Regions from separate parts of the Homo sapiens genome. Here region 1 is linked to region 2. A link is an interaction called in ENCODE POLR2A ChIA-PET data of the cell type or tissue named here. Cell type or tissue: IMR-90. All regions are shown on one strand. Links, peaks and the distances in the headings refer to the core of each region. The heading gives the core; the rest is flanking DNA. Region 1 has its middle 34 kb from the start of YAE1-DT. Region 2 overlaps LINC00265 (long intergenic non-protein coding RNA 265).

Region 1 (2,810 bases), core at 288-2,787, 220 kb before region 2:
ATCACTTGAAGTCAGGAGTTCAAGACCAGCCTGGCCAACATGGTGAAACCCCATCTCTATTTTGAACTAAAATGCAAACATTAGCCAGGCGTGGTGGTGCATGCCTGTAATCTCAGCTACTCGGGAGGCTGAGGCAGGAGAATCATTTGAACCCAGGAGGCAGACGTTACGGTGAGCCGAGATCATGCCCCTGCACTCCAGCCTGACAACACAGTGAGACTTCATCCTCCCAGCCCCCAATAAAAAAGAAGAAAAAAAGCCACATATAAACAAGTTAGTTTTTTTAAAAATGTGCCAACACAATATAGATTCCAAATCACCTAGGACCAGGGTGACCCAACTATAACGACAGTTGATTGTGATTTGGGTCTGACCTGCGAGAGGGGTCTTGAGTTCGGCTCCATTTCTTCAAATCAAACTTACTCTGCCATTGATTTTCTGAATGAGTGTGGTCAGTTGTTACTCTGTAAAGTGTGACAATGGGATTTTCCATGAGGTGTTTTAGAAAGGTTTTTGAAGTGCTTGGGTGAAGAGAACCACAATACGATCTTTTTTTTTTAATGTCAATACCTCACACCCACTTTTCAGTAACCTTTTAAGAGCAGCTGAAGCGTGCTATGCTCTGAAGCTGCTGATCGCAGAAAGAGAAATCGGTCACAGCAAGTACTTTAGGCTCTTTAAAATCAGCTAACAGAGCCCATCTAAGAGCTCTCTCCTGAGTCCCAGTGAGGCCCTCAAGGCCCCAAATTTTCCTTTGCAGGATAGATTATCCTCACCCCACAATAGAAGTTTGGCCCTCAGGTCACAAACAGGCCTCCAGCCTGTTTTGAAACCTGTGTTCAAATCCTGACTTCACCACTTACTAGCTACGTGATCTTGAGCAAATTATTTCACCACTCTAATCTCTATTCCCTTGTCTGTGAAATGGAGACAATAACAGTACTCACCCCAAATTTCATCATTGTATTAAACCAGATAATGGATGTAATGTGCCCAGCAAACGTGCACTGCAACTCTCCACATTATGAGCAGCAGCTGTGTGCTGCCCTTCGGTCGTGTGCTCATCTTCTCTCTTCCACAAGACCCTTCTTAGGGCAGACACAACAGAAGATTGGATGAAGAGGGGGTTTATTTTGGACCTACAGACTGTGCTGGAAACTCAGTTTTACTGACAGAATAATGAAAGTCACACCTTTTCACCTTTTCAAGTTACCCCTTTCCCTAGCCTCTGCCAGAGATTGGACATTATCTTCCTCAAAGCCACTACCAATTACCCTCAATACTCGTGAGGCATCCTCCATCTTCCTCCCTGTGGGGTTCAAGCAGGTCACTGTTGCATGTGGAAACCAAGAGCAAGTCTCCACTCAGCTGGAAAGTCAGGACTGGACCATCTACATCAAAGGCAGAGGAATTAAATACCCAGGACTTCCCCCTCTGCCTCTTGGTTCCTGCTCTTTATAGAATGTGAGTCCTTGTTATGGGGTTTGGGAGACCGCAGATTTAGAAGGAATTGTGGGGGAAGCAACTGCCGTTTGCACAAGCGCTTGACCAGGGCTGCTCCTAGGGTGTGTGGGGCCCAGGCAAATATTTTTTTTTGCAAAGCCCTTATCTACATAAACTATTTGAGTCACCAAATCAGCATATCCACACCACCTGGCAGCCCAATTCTATGTGATCCTACAAAAGAAATACTAGCTGGCCAGCAGGAACTATCTGCTCTCCAGGCTGCCCCCCTGGAACTGGATTCCTAGTCCTAGTCCATGTCCATGTCAAGACAACGTGATTGACACAAGCCTCAGTGGTCCTGGGCCATCTGGTTAACCCCAGATCCAATGGTAGAGAATGGGAGAATGCCCAAAAAGGGAGAAATGGGCACCAGGAATAACATGGGCCCTGAGACAGAGCCAAGGAATCCCACCTGGTTGGTTCTGCTAACTCCTGCCTGTCCCAGGCATTAAAGGGAAGTTATTTAATAGAAAAGTTCAAGGGAGTCACTCCAAAAAGTAGAGCCCCCTGAAGTGCAAGCCCATGCCAGGAGCCCAATTTATCCAGGTCTCAGGACAGAACTCTGATTCCAAAGCCTCCATGAAAGTGTGCCTCTCAGAGTCAGGCTAAAATTCTAAATTCTATGCCAGACAGTCTTTCTCTTCTTTTGTTACCCCAGCATCTCAAGGACTATAGCTATGGACTAAGAGGACAAGTGCTATCACTGTGAACTATTTGCTGTGAACTATTAGTGACCTGGCAGATAGAAGTAAAAGCAATTGGGGCTGAATCTAGCAAAAGGGCAAGCCAGCTCAATCTTATTAGGAACTATTTGCAAATCCAGTGTTTTTGCTTGAAAATTTCTAAGCTTGGACTCCCATTCGGGCCTACCCCTAACATTTACAGCCCTGGGGCAGTAATACAAATGGAGGCCCCTGGCCCACAACCCACCTCTCATGCCTTTCTCTCATGCCTCTTCTAGTTCTGCCCAGATCATAAAGACCTCTTCCATATACATGTGTACATCTCTGTCTCCCTGCAACCACGGTCCCTGCCAAACAACCACTTGTCGGCCACCCTCTAGGCACACAGATGGCACTATTAGCCCTCAAAAGGGCAAACCTTAGTGTTTGGGCAGGGAATCCCAGTGTCCCTGACACTGAAGGATGGTCTAGAACAGCAGTGTCCAATCTTTTGTCTTCCCTGGGCCACACTGGAAGAAAAAGAATTGTCTTGAGCCACACATAAAATACACTAACACTAAAAATAGCTGATGAGCTAAAAAAAAAAAAAAAATCAAAAAAATCTCATAATATTTTTAGAAA
Region 2 (2,810 bases), core at 21-2,520:
TCAGGTTTCTAAGACATGCCACATCATAGATTGCTGGCCAGTCTGATATAGGCCACCCTTGGATCAAGTGCCCAATAAGCCATAGCTATGGAGAACAGGGTCGTGTGGTACCAACCTTAGTCTGTAGACAGGGCCTTATCCCTTAGAAGAGACTAGTCAGCAACAAGCTCAGCAAACCATCAAACTGATCTGAATTCAAACTTTGATTTTTTGCTCCATATATTTAGTTGGATTTAATATTAATTAATTTATTTTTTCAAGAACCAGAGTCTCACTATGTTGCCCAGGCTGGAGTGCATTGGCTATTCACAGGCACCATCATAGCTCACTGCAGCCTTGAACTCCTGGACTCAAGTGATCCTCCTATCTCAGCCTCCTGAGTGGCTGGGACTACAGATGTGGGTGCCACCACATCTGGCCTGGTGGTTTCCAGGCCAGATGAGTTTTAAAAACTTATCTCTTTTTTGCTTTAATTTTGTTATTTTTTAATTAATTATTTTTTATATAGAGAGATGGGGTCTTGCTATATTGCCCAGGCTGGTCTCAAACTCCTGGGCTCAAGTGATCCTCCCACTCAGACTCCCAAAGTGCTGGGATTACAGGCATGAGCCACCACACCTGGCCAGAACCTATTTTTCCCCCTTCTTTTTCCTTTTAATATATGTAGAGATGAGGTCTTGCTATGTTACCCAGGCTGGTCTCGAACTCCTGTGCTCAAGTGATTCTCCCGCCTCCCAAAGTGCTGGGATTACAAGCATGAGCCACCATGCCCAGCTTGCCAAAACCTATTTCTTTCGGGGCATATTGGTCTTTCTACTGCTTGCCTTTCAATCACTGGAAATTTGATGCAAGTCAAGGATTTTAAAGAAATATGTGCTGCTCTGTCACTCTAAAAGAATGAATAAGAAAAAAAATCAGTAGTACCTGCAAATGGGAAGTTTTATTATGATATGTTTAGCTGCTGGAGAGCTTGAGTTTAATCTTGGCCTTTAACTTATGAGGAGGATACACAAACTCACTGTATGAGTCATTTTCAAAATGTCTCCAATTATTTTGTCCCTTTGATGACATCATAGGATTCTCTGAATGCTTGGTGTGATGTACACCACTCCGTATTATTGCTTTTTTTGTTATTGATGGCAAACATGTCACTATGACTTTTTAAAATAATCTAGAAGCAGAAGCACCACATGAAATGCATTTACAAATTTTAAGTCCTTCTGGGAAAGGCTTAGAAGTTGCAGGAAAGACTACAGGACAGGAAGAGAATTCATGCACAAGCAAGCCTAGGATGGACCTGGCACTATTATGTTTTATAGCTGATCTCAGGCAAACTTCTGAGGTATCACCCTCACTTTGAAAGTAGGCAATATAAGCTTGCTAGAGCCCACTCTTCCTCTGTAGCAGCCAACCCTGTGGGGCAGTGGCTCTTTAAAGTGTGCTTCCAGGGTCTGCAGCATCCGAACCACCTGGGAACTTATTAGGAATGCAAATTCTCTGGTTTTCCCCCAGATCTCTGGTGTTCCCCCAGATCTACTGAATCAGAAACCCTGGGGGAATGGTCTAGAAAGTTGGCTTAACAAACAAGTCGGCTTAACAAGTCCTCCAGGCTATTCTGATGCAGGCAAGGGTTTGAGTACCATTGTTTAGGGCTTGCTTTTCAAAGTGTTAGGATATGCAACATACACCCAATACTTGATGGGGATTACAAGAATCTCTAGCCTGCACCATGGAACTCTCCCACTTTCATGCCTTTATTCAGGTTATTCCTCTAACTAGAATAGTCTTTCTCCAACAGACTCACCTGTTGGTATCTTGTTCATTTTTTTCAAAGCCAAACCAGTTCAATACCTACTTCCTCTAAGATGTTTCTCCCAATCCGCCCATCTCTCTGGAACATGGTGTCTGTCTTTCAACGGGTGCTCAATATACAACAAGTTGTTAGCTAGAAAGTTAGAAGTTGGGAAGTTAGGTAAAAATCATTTGGAATGAGTGTAGTGGGCTGTCTTCCATAATGACTACTAACTGATGTTTCGGGATGGACCTTTCTTTTGTTTTCTGTCATCAAGTCATGCATGTTCCCCATCCAGGCTGGAATTGCTGCTTCTCCTGGAATGTGTTTGCTTAAGATCAAGAATCAGCAAACTATGGTCCATGGGTCAAATGCAACCCACAGGCTATTTTGTACAGCTTCTGAGCTAACAATATTTTTTACAATTTTTAATGATTGGGAAAAAAAGAAAAATAATATTTTGTGATACATGAAAATTACATGAAATTCAAATTCTACCATTCATAAAATAAGAGATCATTGGAACACAGCCACACTTATTTATGTTATCCATGGCTGGTTTCCTGCTACAAGGACGGAGTTGAGTAGCTGCAACAGAGATTGTATGGCCCACAAAGCCAAAATATTTATTGTCTGGCTTCTTACAGAAGAAGTTTGCCAACCCCTACTCTAGGTGACCTCACGTTTCACTCCCTCACTTCGTTCAGGTCTTTGATCAAATGTCACCCTGGTGGGGAGAGGTCTTCCCTGATCTTCCTACTTAAACAGAACATGTTCTCCCTAGCTGCTCTTTGCACTGTTATGTTATGTTGAGCTATTTTTCTTTGTGGCACTTATCCTAAGCTGACGTTATAGAGGTATTTGTTTATTATGAGTCTCTCCTCATAAGAGCCAGCTTCATGAGATCAGGACCTTTCTTTTGGCTCATCTCCTTTTCTTTTTTAATTTTAATGAGAACCTAGAGAAAACACTCCTTTTAAAAAATATTTTTATTTATTTATTTTTTGAAACAGGGTCT

What was found. ChIA-PET counts read pairs that join two places held together with the same protein. Peaks named below come from ENCODE experiments on the same cell type or tissue, not always from the same donor. Only the 100,000 strongest peaks of a DNase experiment are listed, where the experiment ranks them.
Region 1: POLR2A ChIA-PET joins it to region 2 with 5 read pairs; 3 of 35 experiments call an interaction of 5 or more read pairs at or near these places.

Annotation. Positions count from the first base shown.
Region 1 is chr7:39,531,433-39,534,242 of GRCh38, forward strand. No RefSeq gene overlaps it. Among named protein-coding and RNA genes, the nearest start is that of YAE1-DT, 34 kb to the right of the region's middle. In IMR-90, for the core only: no CTCF peak of the experiment used is centred there; no DNase peak of the experiment used is centred there; H3K27me3 peaks cover 493 bases.
Region 2 is chr7:39,748,331-39,751,140 of GRCh38, forward strand. All of the region lies in intron 1 of LINC00265 (long intergenic non-protein coding RNA 265), which reads left to right. Among named protein-coding and RNA genes, the nearest start is that of LINC00265, 16 kb to the left of the region's middle. RefSeq lists an enhancer at 1,379-2,216. In IMR-90, for the core only: no CTCF peak of the experiment used is centred there; a DNase peak (open chromatin) is centred at 1,021; H3K27ac peaks cover 304 bases.